2 separate regions of the Homo sapiens genome follow, and region 1 is linked to region 2. The links are chromatin loops, found by intact Hi-C in ENCODE. Cell type or tissue: Caco-2. All regions are shown on one strand.

Region 1 (8,000 bases), 190 kb before region 2:
CGGCGGATGAGGACAGCTCCCTGTCCCACCGAGGGCTGAGGGCCACCTCCCCCCGCCCACAGAGAGGGGCTGCGCGGGAAGCTGGCTTACCATCAATCCGGCTCACGAGTTCTTCTAACATTTTCACTTTCATTTGAATCCCAGGTTGGGCAAAGGTGTAGTTGTCCTAAGGAAAAAAGAATAATGTGAATCATATGCATATAAAATAAAACAAACTTTCCAAAAGGGAAAAAGGCAGCTGGGATAAAGTGAACAGCTTTATAATAGGACGAATTCACAAACAGAGATTTTATCTCGAGAAACACACAAGTGGATGCACCCTGCACAGCACAGCGCCGCTGACTGCTATTTTGAGAAGGGAAAGGCCAGTATTTCCCGATGTCAGGTGATAAGCACGTGCATCTCAGGGAACACTGAATGGTACATTTCTATTTGTAAATGTAAGACACTTACATCTAAATTGAAAAACAGGCATCCATGGGCATAGCTCATTGACCAGAACCGTCTGTGGGAACTGACCACCTCGCTGGCCACCTGGACCCTAAGCACTCAGCCCTGCCGGGAACCAACGGCAAAGGTGCCCGGTGCTGACAGCACCATCATCGTGGCCACAGTCCAAATGCTAATGACACAGTCACTGCATGGGTGAAAACAGTGGACATGTGACTTTACTCTCAGAGATATAGTTGGGTGAACTCAGGTGAAGTTCAGACACTAACATAGGAAGGTCTGCATAGCATCAAAGGGAAGGGGGCCTGGGCAGTTTCAAGTCAAACAGCCCAGGAATGGGGCCCCAGCTCTAGGACTCAGGAGCTGTGTGACCTTGGCAAGTAACATAACCTCTCTGGGCTTCCGTTTCATTACCAATAACATGAGAGTAATAACACTGCCTTCTAGGACTCAGGGAAACAAACAAGTGGAATGTGGAAGAGATTTCAAGACACAGCAGGTACCGGGGCAGTGACAGGTCCATTACTCCTGCTGTCACCACCTAAGGGAGCACACACATGACACTAGGGGGTGCTGCCTCATCCCACAGCAGGAACATGAAGAGGCAGCTCCCATCAACAAGGGAAGGGCATTCCCTATGGAGGCTGCCCTTTGGGCCTCAGCCGGTGGTCGGGGGCATTTTCAGAAGGAGGGTTTCAACCAGACTCGTGGTTAACAGACTTAAATCTATACCCAACAGCAGTGAATGTGGAAGGCAGAATAATAACCAGCCCCAAAGATGCCAAGGTTCCACTCCCTGTAACCTGTGGATGTGTGGCCTTACATGGCAAGGGGAACCAGGGTTGCAGGTGGAACTAAGGTTGCTAATCCATGAACCACCCGTGGAGAAAGGAGAATCGGGAGGCAGCGAAACAACGGGCACTGTGCCTGGGGCTCCTGTGGGTTCTGGCCTACGCTTCCAACTCTTTAGTGAGCACACAGGGCCTCTGGCCCGGCCAGCACTGGGAGATGACTGCCTGTGGCAGCTCTGCCCTCAGGGAGTGACACTGGGGATGGCCCCATGAGTCTCAGCTAGGGGAAGCCAGGCAGGCCACTGGCCTCAGTAAGGGCACAGGTAATGCAGTCTTGGTCCAAACAGGAGGTGCTGGGCACAGGCAACTGCAGCTCACCAAGTGGGCTCGGGCCACCAGGCAGGTGCTGGCTCGTAGCAGGCAGCATCAGGGCAGCCTTTCCGACAGTGGGGGATGATCTGCTGCCTGTGCGCCTGAGGGGGCAGGGGTCTGCAGGCACCACCTGGCAGGAGGGAGGTGCTGCTTTGCGTGGCAGCGGGGCAGGTCTACACGGGCAGCTGTCCACGTGGCACCCGGCATTCAGAGCCCAGGAGGGAAGTCGAAAGACTGATCTGGGCTTGATACTGATACTCCTTTTCCATAGGCTCAGGACTGGAAAACGGTTCAAGCACAGAATTAAGGGTGAGAAGTAAACCAGAGAGTGGTGTGGCAGCCTCCAGTACAGAGAGGTTCCTCGAGGTGGTCAACCAGGCAGGCCTCCCTGTGCTGTGAGGGGACGCGGCCACAGAGTTCACAGAATCCGCAGGTGGAGGAAGGGTGACAGGGCACACAGCAAGGGTGTCAGCCCTCGGGAGGCCCCAGTGACGTGGAAACAGCACTCACAGAACCCCCAGCTCCAGAACCCAGGAGGTGACCCCAGGTAAGACAAACGTGGAGCTGAGCGACTGCCTTCGGGCCAGCAGCATTCCCAAGTCTGGAAAGTCAAATGTGAACACACGCAGCCAGCACTCTCTACGTTTCTCTCTCACACACACACACACACACAAAGTGCGTGCACACACGCAGAGCACACATGACATCTCCTAACAAGAGCAGGCATGGCAGCCACTGTGGCACAGAACACAAAAAATGCCTACGAGGCCCTAAGGATTTTTCTTTCCCTAGAAATGGAAAATGAGCCGAGTCAGACCTGCCGGCTTGCTGAGGGATTTCTCCCAGGTGGATTTCAAGTGACAGGCTCTGGATTCCAAACTGTCACATCTCTGAGGGCAGAACCACGAAAACTCCGTTTGCCACCTTCACTTAGAATGACGCCAAGGCCCTCCGGTGACCTTGTGTAGCAGGAGGGATGGGCTCCGGGGAGAGGATCTCTGGAGTGACTGCTCCCGGGCCTGGGGATGATATGTTTCCTAGATGTCGTGGGCTGATTCAGGGAGAAGCTTGGAGGCCTCCTGAATTTGGCTGTCCAAAATACGGTGTTTAATGGGCAGGACTTTTAGGCCCTGAAGGAGCTGCGATGGTGTCAGTGAGACCCAGGCACCTGTCCGGCTGAGAGGGAGCCGCAGCAACAGCTAAGGACAAATTGTGAGCTTTCGTATATTTGAAATTTAACAGGAGTAAGAAATTTTGGCTCCAGACTTGAATTCCTTTGACTGTCATCATCTTTGGTCCTGAACTTGCAATGGTTAGCCTTTAAGACTTAATTTCTCCCCAGAGATTGGATAACAGGAGCACACTGATGTTAAAATTTAGGGCACACTGTGTGTTGCAAGTTTACATCATGTAATTTAACCTCGTGGAGGAATTCTGATGAGCCCGGTTGAACAATATAGCTGCACAGAATTAAGGGTGAGAAGTAAACCTGAGAGTGGTGTGGCAGCCTCCAGTACACAGAGGTCCTAAGATTATTTAATGAATGTCCTATTCCGACAAATTCCGGAGCCATGGGGAGCACATTCTAACCACCCCATTGGTCTGTCCTGAGGGACTGCGATCTCTTCCACTCCAAGAGAGGCCACGTCCCTGGCTGTCCAGGTCCCTGATGGTTATGTGAATAACAGACAGACCTGGAGTCAGCTTGGAGCGCAGCTGCTGCCTCTCCTGGACTTGCTCTAGCCGCAGAAATGCTCGCCCCATGGAGGCCAAAACGGGGAGAGGCGAAGGTGGGTTCAGCCCCTTGCACTTCTCAAGAGGCTCCACAGCAGGTGGGCAGGGCCCGGCCCTCAACACTGGCTCTGATGGGGTGGGTGAGCCTGATGGGTCCTGGGATCAGTCAGCCATTCGGTGGCTCTCCCACTAAGACAGGATTTTAGGCTCTCAGTTAGCAGAAATAAAAGTTATTCTTTGCCTCCATCTGGCACAGTTTTGTTTTATTTCTCAATTTGTTCAAAACCCAGGTAGGGAAGACGGATTCTCAGAAATCCAAACAATTAAAAAAAAAGAATGACACCTGAGAGCCAATAACGAAAAGGTCTGCATTTTGAAAGAGAAAATGTTTGCATTTTGAAAGACCTGCAAAGACTGACAGCTATGGCCTCGGCATTCTGGCTTCAGGCTAGGGGCGGAGAAGGCCAGCCTTCAGAAGGCTGTAGCAGGGACGCCCGGCCCCACCCCCCGAGGGCGAGGCGCCAAGGCTAAGACACAGGGGGGTCGGTCTGGGCCCTCCTGGCTCCTGGCTCGGGAGGTGAGCCCAGCCTGCAGAAGGCCCCGCTCTGGGGCCAGGAAGCCTTCAAGGGCACTCTAAGGAGGCAGACACCGTGGCCAAGGAATCCAGAGCCAGGTGGCTGAGGAAAGGAGGGAGAAAAGAATGTCCCATGGCCCTCGCAGCAGCCTGTCCCAGGGAGGCACTGACCGCCCAGGCCCTCCCAGCAGCTGCCCGCAGGCTGCACCAAGGCCCCTGGGTAGATCACAGGCTCTGTCTGCTTAAGGCCCAGAAACCAGATTTGCCCTCGGGACACCCCAGCCCAGCACCCCGCCTCCCACACCTGGCACCCAGATCACCTGTGCTGGTGAACACGTACCTGGGCAGCAAAACAGGAACTAAGCAAGAATCCTCTACACTTATAAAAATGTCATTAGTAATAATATTAACATTATTCCCTTCATAAAAAGTAAGTATGCATGTCCTTTCCAATTGAGATCTGGTATCTTTAAAAAAGGATATAATTTATAAAACATATGCATCAGAGGGAAGAGAGGAAGGGCTGAAGACAACGATCTGTTGTGAAATGTTTCACAGAAGGTGAAGTCTGTGAATATAAATTTTTAAAAATACGCTCAGCTTGCCTTACACCTGTTGCCATTACAACATCACACTCTTCCCGATAACAAATAACACTTTCTGCACTTTTTGGAAGAAAAGTAGAATAAAATTTTCTTAGGGAGCATTTTAGAGAAGAGTCGAAATATAAATTCCTATCAGCTCACCTGGAAGTACCCAGAGTCAAACCTGCCAGCTCACGGAGAAGTTAGACTCCCTCCTGCCTCTCTGACAAAGTGCTCTTCCACCTGGACCAGGGATCCACCTCCCCACAAAGTCCAGCCTCTTCTTTCCAGGCTAATTTCACCGTAACATAGTGTCTTCCCCACATTGAAACCAAATGTGCCTTCCACGCCCAGGCCTTGACCTGCCTCTGAAACACCTCGGGAAGTCTTTTCTGCAAGCAATGGCCTGAGAGACTTCCATTTCCTTCAACTCTTAAGACTCCCTTCCACATCCTCTCGGGGGCCCCTGGCCACCAGCCCTGAACACAGAAGCTGGGCTCTGACCACGCAAGGACAGAGCTAGGAAGCCTCCTGTCACAGCTGCACTCCACTGTCAGCCATTAATACATTAAAGCCATTAACGCATCAGTCCAGCGGAAGGCAGAACCACATCAGATACTAGTTCTTTCATCTGTTCAACTCTGAAAGCCTCCTACGTGCCAGAAAATCAAGTCCTGAGTATCGATGTGTGCGAAGGAGTCAAACACGCAGGCCTGGGAATGCTATCCCCGGAGAGTCCTGCTTGCAAGGCCGGTCCCCGGCCGGTGCCTAGAATGTGGGTTTCAGGAGAGTTCCCACGATTCCCTGACTGATCTGGATGACTCGGCGGGCCTACACTGTGCAGGGTGGTTCACCCTGGGCACCTGCTCTCCTCCTGGGAGGCTGCATTTGGGCACATGCCAAGCAGAGAGTGTCCGCATGCCCAGTCCCCAGTAACATCCTCGGTGCTGAGTCTCTAATGTGCTTCCCCAGCAGGCAACGTTTCGGACGGGTCGTCCCAGCCCCGCACTGGAGGGATCCAGCGTGTCCTGTGTGACTCCGCCAGGAGGGGGCTTGGAAGCTTATACCGCTTCCTCTGGACTTTACCCCTTGATGGAGTCTCCTCTGCATCCTTGCACTGTGAAGAATCACAGCCACGAGTGTGGCTCTGTGGGGTCGTCTTGGGATCCCCTGACACAGACAGGGAGAAAAGTGGACAGGCAGACAGGACCCTTCTGTTCACAGGGATGACAGTCTGACAGCTGAGCCAATGTTCATCACTCGCCAGGCAAGTGCACATTGACTGCTAACGAGGACCTGGGTGGCCACACCATCATAGCACAGAACCAGGGCTGGTCCTGGAAGACCACTTGGAGGGTGTGAGGTCTGAGCAGAGATGAGAGAGAGGGTTCAGGCACCATGCAGCAGAGCCCCGGCGGCCCGAGGGAGCATGTCACATCCCAGAAATGAAATGGAGGCCAGGGCAGCTGGAGGGCAGCGAGCAAGCTGCGGCTGAGGCAAGAGGAGACCGTTCCGAGGCTGGAAGGCCACGTCGGAGTCAGCGGTGAGACCCAGGCAATGCTCTCAAACGCAGGTAATGAAATGCAAATGGAGGCCACTGCAGGTAAGAGATTTGCACCACGGAAAGATGATGTAGAAACAATGGAATGAGCCAAATGAGGATGGAGGGGTATCATTCACGAGGCAACTGCCGTAATCCAGGCAAAGTGACTACACGCGCTTCCCACGGAAGACAAAGTGAACCCCAACTGTCCACACTGCCTTCTGCTGAGCTGACTGCTCGGCTCATGCACCTGAACGTAGGACTTGCCATTTGTTCCTATTAGCTCATTCATTTGATTGGTTCCCGGCTGGCACTGCAGGCAGCTGAACCCATTCTGAATCTTGATTGTGCCATCTATCACATTCGCTATCCCTCCCAGCTGAGAGGCACTGGTTAAACGGATCCCCTTGACGTCTTCACTACAGTCTCTGCCAAGAGGAGGGAAGGGCAGGGCCAAGGACGGGGCTCGGCAGCATGTTCTCAGAAAGCACCCTCAGAGCACAAACGTGTCAGATTCTATGCAGCCTTGTTTAACCAAACCCCCTGCTTTCCTACCTGCCAGGTTCATTTCTCTGATCTTCTGTGTTCCCATCTGTGAAATGGAGAGAGGAAGGGCTCCATCACAAGGGCACAGGCGGTACTGAGTTACTGTGTCTAAAAGAACCTAAGACAATGCCCATATAGAGTGCAAACCCAACCTCCCCCTAATTCCGCACCTTCCATGATGTGTCAGCCATCAAACAGTGGTTTAAGGCTGAAGGCTCCCAACCCAGCCAGGCCAGAGGAACCAGTGCCTCTGTAAACCACTGGAAACGTGACTGTCCCTTGTCTTCAGACACGGGCCAACCAGCAGAGTAAAGCGGCACACCAGCAGGAGGAGGCCATCCATGGTCACTTCCAGACGCACACGGCGAGGAGCAGAGCCGTCACGAACGCCGGCGCGGGAGGGAGACAGCCAGCAAGCCAACGGGGAGAGAAGCCACCGCAGCAGGAGCAGTGGGATGAAAAGGTTCCAACTGCAGGATTTCAACTAAGTCACATTCTGGCAAAGGTGAAACTATGGAGACAGTAAAAAGCCCAGGGGTTGGGTGGAAGGGGATGAACAGGCGGGGCACGAGGGTGTTCAGGGCAGGGGACGACACTGTGCGACACTTTCTTGGTGGACTCATGTCACTGCACACCTTTCAAAACCCACGGCCTACAACTGGTGTAAACTGTGGACTTTAGTTGACAATAATGTATCGATATTGGCTCCTCAATTGTAACACATATGCCACACTGAAGTCAGTGATGTGAGATACTAATCACAGGGAGGCTGGGGCTGAAGGAGGACGCTGAGGAGCACATGGGGCCTCTCTAACCTCCTGCTCAATTTTTCTGGAAAGCTAAAACTGCTCTAAAAAAACCAAACTCCATTAATTGAAAAAAATAATCAATTCATCCAAAGAAGGTAGGGAAAAAAGAACAAATAAGAAAAGATGAAAGTAAATAGGAAAATGGCAACCTAAACCCCAACCGTATAAATAATTAGGTTGGACAGATTAGATGAATATATATGTGGTCTAAACATACACTAAAAAGTTAAGAAAGCAAGTTGCAAGAATAAACTATCTATAAGAGTTCATTTTAAATAAAACTTACATTTTGCGGCCGGGCGCGGTGGCGCACATCTGTAATCCCAGCACTTTGGGAGGCCAACATGGGCAGCTCGCTTGAGCCCAGGAGTTCAAGACCAGTCTGGAAAACATGGCAAAACCCCATCTCTACCCAAAAATATAAAAATTATCCAGGTGTGGTGGCAAGCACCTACAGTTCCAGCTTCTCAGGAGACTGCGGTGGGAGAATCACTTAAGCCTGGGAGACAGAGGTTGCAGTGAGCTGAGATCGCATCACTGCACTCCAGCCCGGGCAACACAGTGAGACTCTGTCAAAAAATAAAAAATAATATATAT
Region 2 (8,000 bases):
GTGCCCAGCACAGAGTGAAGGCCCCCAGTGGCTGTAACCATGGGAGCATTTAAACACACTGCTTTCCCTGGCTCTCTGTTTCATGAGGAGGAGATTTTGTCTCCCCAGTGAAATGCCATCTCTGGAGTGTGTTCTGATTTCTGTGTCTATCGGCTGTTCCCCATCCCTGCAGACCCCAGGCTCTAAGCTATGGGGGTCCTGGCTCTTGCCTTCTCGCCAGTCTACCCAGCTCCAGATTTCATCAGCCCCCGACTCACGCAGCCCACCCCACCCACATCCCCAGCCCACGGCCTCCACTCTTGCCCCCTAGTCTCCCACCCTACTCTGACCCTCCTCCAGCCCCTCCCATGAGCTGCCCAAGGACTCCACGTCGTCCATGGCCACTGGCAACACTCTGCTCAGAAGCAGTCATCGGCTCTTCCTTCCACAGAATAGCAACCGCTTTCTGATGCTCTGCACCGCGCTTTACTCCCCCGGTTCAAAACCTCCCAGAGGCTTCATGCTGTGCTCGAAGTAAAAGCAGAGCTCCTTCTCCTGGACTTCTCAGCCCTGGGGACCTGGTCCCTGCCTGCCTTGCAGGCCTCTCCCCACACCCCACTCAGCCACCAGGCCAGAGCCTCAGAAACCCCTCAAGCACATGAAGCTCTATTGCCCGCAGGACCTTTGCACCTCTGGGCCTGTCCCTAGAATGCTCATGCCCCCTCTTCAAATACCTGACTCCGTGCAGATCTCGCCCCAGAAACAGCCAACTGCAGAGCAGCTCCAGCCTCTACCCTCCACATGCCTTGACTCTCCCTATATGCTTCCTGCCTTCTGATGGTTGCGGGGGTACTGAGCGAGCTCCCTCTGTCTCCTCACACGAGAATGTCAGCTCCTTGAGGGCAGGGCCCTCGCAAGCCTCGCCGCCGATTCCTCCCCAGTGCCTACAACCACAGCAGGTGCTCAACAGAGCCTGGATGAGTGACTCTACATAAATTCCCACTGACCTTCACGAGGACCCTGCAGGGCAGGTCTCATGCTCCCTCTACAGCTGACGAAACAGGTAGGTTGAGCCACTTCATGAGTAAGGACACGGCCAGCCATCACACTGAGGGCCTACTCCAAGGCCGCACCTGCTTCCTCCTGTCACCAAGGGCCCAGGCCCCTTCACGGCTGCCCTAGAGCCACGGACACCAAGGGGGCATCTACTCGTATTAGTGCTGCCAAGGTGTACGGCTCCAAACTTCTGTTCATGCCCTCCCAACCCCCAAAACACCCTCTCCCGCTGACCTCCATCTATCAGCACGCTCTCATAAAGCCTAGACTGGATGGTCACCCCTCAGGGGAAGTGGAACACAGCCGTGGCCTGGCCCCACTCCTTGACGGACGGGTCGTCGTGCCTTCTGTCCTACCGTTCGAAAGCCTTGAGGGCCAGAGCTGAGCTCCACACACAGTTTGCCCTCCGAGGCCCCACTGCTGCGAGGCAGGCCCTAGACGGTCCTCAGGAAACTGCGTGTTCTACATGTTACCAAATCGCACTACCATTCACCAGATACATGTGACCAACTTGAGTGTCATTTTCCGGGGCTTCAAAGCAGGCAGTCTTTGTGTGAGTAAATATTGAGCCAATGCTAAGAGTAAAATGAGCTATTAAGTTCTATTTGCTACTTTCATCCCCAGGCTCATAACAGAGCGTAAGCTAAACAAAGAAAAACAGCACTCCGCTGGACAGAATGATATTCAGCAGGTAGACTCATTTCTGTAGGCACTTCTCACATCAGTGATTTGCTTCTCCAACATTGGCAAATATTTGCCACTTACGTCTTTCATGTAATGTGAAGAAAGTACATTCCACTGTCTTCCAAAGCTATCTTAACTGCCTTATAAAAACAGGCAATTTACTGGCGATGTTTTCTCTTGCTACTAAATACAAATGCAGTCATCGTTTAACTTTGAAAGCTCTGCATTTAGCTTTTTGGTTTTAGATTTGATATTTACATAGAATTATAAAGAAAGAAAAAAACCCACAGTCCCCTCAACCTAACAAAATACTTGATTTTTACGTGCTAAAATCTAGCCCTACATACTCCCATCTTCCTACAAGTCTTGAAAGCTTTACTTTTAAGTGTGATTTTAATTTCCAAAAGTTGGTTCAATTACAAAGTCCTCCAGAATGCTCCAGGTGGGTACTCAGAGCCTGACCCAGCACAGGGTTCCCATCAGGCAAATCTTGCTTTCACCAGCTGTCTCTCCTCCACCTGCCTACTGCTGGAAACCACAGGACACAACCAGGAAAACATCTGTAAGTCCTTGACTCGTCAATGACCACAAAAGTGACCATATACGTCAATAGCACAAAAATCAAGTGAGAAGATAAAAAGGCCAGTTCAAATGAACGTAACAACAACCATAAAAATAACTAACATTTTTGAGTGTTTAGTATGTGCTAGGCACTCTGTTAAGCATGTCATATGTACTATCTCATTTAAACTGCAAAATGAGCACCGCTTTCATCATGTCTATCACGCAAACAAGAACTCTGAGAGCAGGATCATCACCAAGCTGGCTCAAGGTCACGTGGCGAGTAACCAGTGGAGCCAGCTCTCCACACAGGCAGCCCGGCTCCAGGACCCACTCTCCCAGGTGCAACGTGGTTCTGAATCTCCACACCACCCTGGAGGCAGGAGAGCCAGCAGAGAAGGGGCACTGGCATGCTAGAAGAGGAAGTGGCCAAGATGGGTACGTCAACTACAAGACTAGACTCCCGTAAGCACGATCTACCTTTATCTCCTGTCTTGGTGGGTGACACCTCCACACCTGGTGCTCTAGGCGAACTCACAGACCCATCCCCCACACTGCCTTCTCGCCTCACCCATGGCTAGGGATGCTCTGTGTCACCATCACAGAAGGAGGTTCAGGCGCCTGAAGAAACGTTCTCAAGTTGTTTGTAATAATAGCAAGTTAGGAATAACCCGCTGCCCAACCGCAGGGGCTGGTGCAGTCAAGTCGGGGGAAATCCATAGGATGGCATGTTACAGGGCACTCTAAAGACTAAGGCGGTTCTCCACGTACGCCATGGGAAAATGTATCATTCCCTTAAAAAGTGAGGTGCACAACTGCCTTGCCGTGCAAGGGGACAAAGAAATACACTGTAGAAATGCACAGACCCCAGAGCATCTCTCTACAGAGCACTTCATCACCAAAGGAAAAAGGGGAGCTCTTCAGTGGAAAGAGCTGGCAGACGCCACCTCAACCAAGTGATCGGAGTCCACATCTTCAACGTGAGGACCCACCAGCACCACGTGCCCCCGCTGTGATGACCAAGGAGAACACGAATCCCTTCAGTGATGTTCCTGCCAAAAATTATCAATCAGAATCTCATTGTGGGCAAACATCAGACAAGCACAAACCAAGGGACATCCCACAAAATCACTGGCCCGTGCTCTGCTAAAGTGTCAAGATGGAAATGCAGAGACCGGCAAAGCTGCTGCGCCAGGTTAGTGGAGAAGACAGAGGCGTGACATCCAAATGGAACGCATGGTCCCCACTGGAGTCTGGACTAAGAAAAAAGAGGGAAAGGACATTACTGGGACAACTGGCAGAATGTGACTATGGACTGTGGATGAAAATAATACAAGTGTTAAAATAGTACTGTGTCAACGTTAAATTTCCTGATTGTGACCCCTGTGCTGTGATGATACTGAGGGAATGTCTTTGTGCTTAGGAAATATGCAGCGAAGGTTTCAGAGGTAAAGGGATATATCTCCAACTGACTCTCAAATGGTTCAGGAAAAAAATGTATATATACACACAAAAACAGGCACACACATGCAGAATGGTAATGGGCAAACGTAAACAATTGGTGATTCTGGGTACAGAGCATATGGGAGTTGTTGGCACTATTCATGCCAACTGTTCTGCAAGTTTGAATTGCATCAACACGAAACGTTTAAAACAACAGATGCATGGGCCATCGCTGGAAGGAGACACCTCGAGCTGTGGAAAGGAAGGGAAGGTGGGGGCTGGGACAGGCCTCATTTTCACATACACCCTGCTGTGCTGTGTCATGTTATAACACATGCAAGTGTTGCTGTTTCAAAAAAAAACAAACATAAGGAAGAAACAACCACCCACTCTGAGAACTCTACTCAGAGCTGTGTCCTTCTAGCCAGGAGACCTTCCAAGAGCCCTCCCCCGCCTCGAGAACACAGCTTCAGCCATGCCCTTTGAACCGCTGCTTCTGCCCGGAAACCCTCTCCCTGCCCTGGGCTTGAGCGTGAAGGCCCGGCTGCTGCAAGCTCCTATATGGCCCCTGCATGGCTCCTGCGTGGCTCCTGGCGGCCCATCCGCGTGCGCCACTCGCCACCTCCTGGCCAAGCCAGGCGTTGCACCTCTGGCTCTTAGAGTGCCACAGTGACACCAGTCATAACTGTGTGATACAGGTTTGTCCCCTCAATGAAGCAATCTCATGACCAAGGCCACATTCCGGTCCTCCCGAGAGCTCCAGCGTCTAGCAAACACCTAGCCAGAGTGGCACTCCACAAAGATGAGATAGGGAAAGGAAGGACGTGGATTCAGCAGGAATTCCACCAGAGGAACTGAAAGCAAGTGCGTTCCACAGAGCCTGGCCACGGCAGTCCACATGGGCACTGCGTGTGCCTGGAAGCAACTCGCGCAGGAAGAGTCACACTGGTGACTGTGCTCTGCCCTGTGGGCCTGCCCCTCTGCCCCAGCCTCACCCCTGCCCCCTTGCAGGGCTCACAGCCTGTCACCCTCTGATGACTGCAAGCCCCATGGTAGGAAAGTACAAAACCAGCAGATTGAGTTGATGGTCACCAGCGCTGTGCCCCCATGAGCCACTGTCTTCAGAATACTGTCAAGAACAAGGATGTCCACCTGGCCAGCCTCGAAGGGCTCACCAAGGGCAGCAATAATAAAGAGTGCAAATGGGACAACAGGAAAACAGAATGGGCCAGGCGTGGTGGATCACGCCTTAAGCCCAGTGCTTTGTGAGGCTGAGGCAGGAGGATCTCTTAAGCCTAGGAGTTCAAGACCAGCCTGGGCAACACAGGCAGACCCGTATCTGTAGAAAAAATTGTTTAAAAAATCTGGTGAGCATGGTGGCACAATCCTGTAGTCCCACATACTCAGGAAGCTGAGGCAGGAGGATTGCTTGAGCCCAGGAATTCCAGGTTGCAGTGAGCTATGATCACACCACTGCACTCCAGCCAGGCAACAGAGTAAGACCTTGTCTCAAATTTTAAAAAAAGAAAACAAAAAGGAACGCAAAATACATTTTCAAATTGCATGGGAAAAACATTAACAAAACTTGTCTAAAGCACAAATTGCTACTACCTTAGTGACTGACTTGAAAATATTACATGAAAACATCACCTTCCTGCAAGGCAAATTACACACGGACGCGTGTGCATTACATAAGCATACATAGAATCCTTTAAGATGTGATCTATTTCAGAAACAGCAAGAAATGTCTGTGTGTGTCCTCCAGAGGGCAGGGTGCTTACCAAGGTCCGTGTTGGGGCCGGCAAGCAGCTGCTTGAACTTGTCGAGCCGGGAGGCCTCTCTTTCGCTCAGCGCTGAGCTGCTGAGAGTGCTGGGGTCAGATGTGCCACCCAGCGTGACGGTGGCCGAGTGTGGGAGAGACTGGGACCTCTGCAGAGGGGCGGCATCGCTGGCACTTTCTGCAGGGGTGAGAGAATGGGGGTGAGGGTGAGGGCGCTCCTCCCGACTACACGTTCCTCCTTGCTGTGCCACTGTCCCTTTGTGAATGCTGATGGGTCCCTTCTTCCCATCACTCAGCAGTGGGGACCTTGGTTTCTTGAGCAATAACATGGAACTGACACCTTTGAAATTCACTCGCTTCACTGGCAGAGTATTATTCACCAACAAAATGGACCACCTTGCATAAAAGCAACACAATGACAGCCAGAAAACTCCAGGGCCCCTCGGGCTGTGTGGAGGTCAGGCTCCCACCAGTGCCTGGGGTGGCAGATCAGGGCCTGCCCAGGTGACATGACCCAGAGGGTCTGTGTAGGACGGTGCCCTCGGGTCAGCCAGGCCTGAGTGCGGAGGGCAAGCCCGTGAGTTACCATGAGGGAAAGGAGAAAGCCTGCAGAGGTGCTGAGGACAGAAGGCAACAGTGGGGACACAGCAGGAACCAGGGCGCTGCGAGGGCTCTCACCTGCCATCTCAAGAGCGTGCCCAACCCCGCCACCTGCCTGGCCCTCCTGGGTCTCACCAGTGCCCTGGGAGGAAGGTCCCACAGGGACCCTCATCCCAAGGAAACAAAGGAAGCCAGACAGGTGAGGGATGGCACCTTCCCAGACCCCACCACAGGCAGTGACCGCAGTGGCACTAGAGTACAAGCTGCCCGCCCTCCCTCCCGCCCTCTGCTGCTGCCCACCATGGCCCCACTGACCCCCAAGACGGACAGGCCCAGGGGGATCCAAGCAGGTGGTGAGACAGCACGTTCCACCCAGCAACCCGGGACCGGGTCAGCCCAAGGGAAGACCCTAAGGCCCTCAGATCACTCAACACTGCCATCCGAGACCAACAAGCAAGAGGCTGGGAAAGGCTCCAAACTCCTGGGTCTAAATCCTGTCTAGCTATCTCATTTTTCAAAAACTGAAAATTAAAGTAGAGTGAAAAATAAACTCCAGGAAATGGAGCCGAAGCAAACGCTGCAGCTGACGGGCCGACATCCACTCCAGCAGCCGCTGAGCAAGGAGGTAGGAGCCGCACTCCCCCGCGCCCTCCTTCCCACAGAGCACCCCCATTTCCCTTATAACCTGGGAGTGGGGGAAAATAATTCACACAGAAACCCTCAGGCTATCCAGGAGCCAGGCAACCTATGGCCTCTGGGCAGAATGTGGCCCAGTTAAATTTCCAGAAAAGTCTGCTAAAGTGGGGACATAGACTTCAGAGTACCGCCCTGTCTCCTCCCCCATCCCCGCTGCCCACTCTCCCTGACTCCCCCCAACCCCCAGGAGGATCTCCTCCCACCAGCCTCAGTGCCCTTGCAGTGATTCCTATTTTGTAGCAGCCGCACACCAAGCAGTGGGCTGGGGCTCCAGCCCGGGGCGTCTGGCTCCAGAGTTTCCGCTGCCGGCCTTACTGCAGACAGGGCTGAGAACCAGCACCTGAGCAGAGGGGAGGACCATGGGTGACAGTGCCCCCTCTCCCTCCTTCAGAGGCTCCTGCTTCAGCAGCACTTACAGTTCCTCAGAGTGAATATTCAGCAGGAAGAGCAGCTGTGCACTGAGTCCCAGAATTAAAGGTGCTCAGCTGGACTTCCCTGTGATCTTCAGAAATGACTGATGTGGTTTCATCAGGACACGTAAGGGGCCGCTCACTCCTGAGCAGAGCCCATAAGTCCATGTCCTAGTGCTGCTGCAAAGCTTAATGAGTTTAGTATCACAGGGACTTGATACTGTACCTGCCACACAGTAAATGATCAATATATGGTATCATTGTCACTATACTGAAGTACTCAAAAAAAGCTTGCCCAGAAAGCAAACACAGGAAAGGTGGCCAACTCCAAGGCAGGCAAGTGGGAGCACAAGGCAATGAGGTCATGGGCCCCCTTCTCCCAGCGCAAGCTGCCTGCAGCATCCTTTGCTTGGCTCTTCCAGGATGAGGCCATCCCAGGGTGACATCCCAGGGTGACATCTCATAGCTCCCCGACCCCAGCTGGTCACAGCCTGAGCCTGCCTCTTGTCAGATCCCCCAGCCACACACCGTGTGGTCCTGCGGTCCTGGCCACTCTCAGCCTGACAGTGCCCTGCATCTTGGGGGTAGGGGGCACGGTGCTGAGAGGCTCACAGAGCTTCAATGTCAGCACCACCCATGAGCAGATGAAGCCAGGGATCCTGCCAACTCCGACTGCCACAGGCTGAAGGGCGCTGCCCAGGACTGGGCCTGCAGAAGGCGGTCAGTGCATGCTTCAGTCAGTCACCAGGTTTCCAAGCCTCCCGCAAAGGCCATCACCAGATTTCCAGTTA

Evidence for each region. Hi-C counts contacts between places; a loop is a spot of excess contacts. Peaks named below come from ENCODE experiments on the same cell type or tissue, not always from the same donor. Only the 100,000 strongest peaks of a DNase experiment are listed, where the experiment ranks them.
Region 1: a loop joins it to region 2, with 2.8 times the contacts of the local background. A loop is called at or near these places in 2 of 110 quality-filtered maps.

Annotation. Positions count from the first base shown.
Region 1 is chr22:46,989,800-46,997,799 of GRCh38, reverse strand. TBC1D22A (TBC1 domain family member 22A) reads right to left here. Exons shown (of 13, transcript NM_014346.5): 10 at 91-166. Among named protein-coding and RNA genes, the nearest start is that of TBC1D22A-AS1, 78 kb to the right of the region's middle. RefSeq lists an enhancer at 3,712-4,540. In Caco-2, no CTCF peak of the experiment used is centred here; DNase peaks (open chromatin) are centred at 1,025 and 3,839.
Region 2 is chr22:46,795,125-46,803,124 of GRCh38, reverse strand. TBC1D22A (TBC1 domain family member 22A) reads right to left here. Exons shown (of 13, transcript NM_014346.5): 4 at 5,505-5,681. Among named protein-coding and RNA genes, the nearest start is that of TBC1D22A, 36 kb to the right of the region's middle. RefSeq lists an enhancer at 4,308-4,808. In Caco-2, CTCF peaks have their summits at 4,338 (motif pointing left) and 5,446 (motif pointing right); DNase peaks (open chromatin) are centred at 4,324 and 5,524.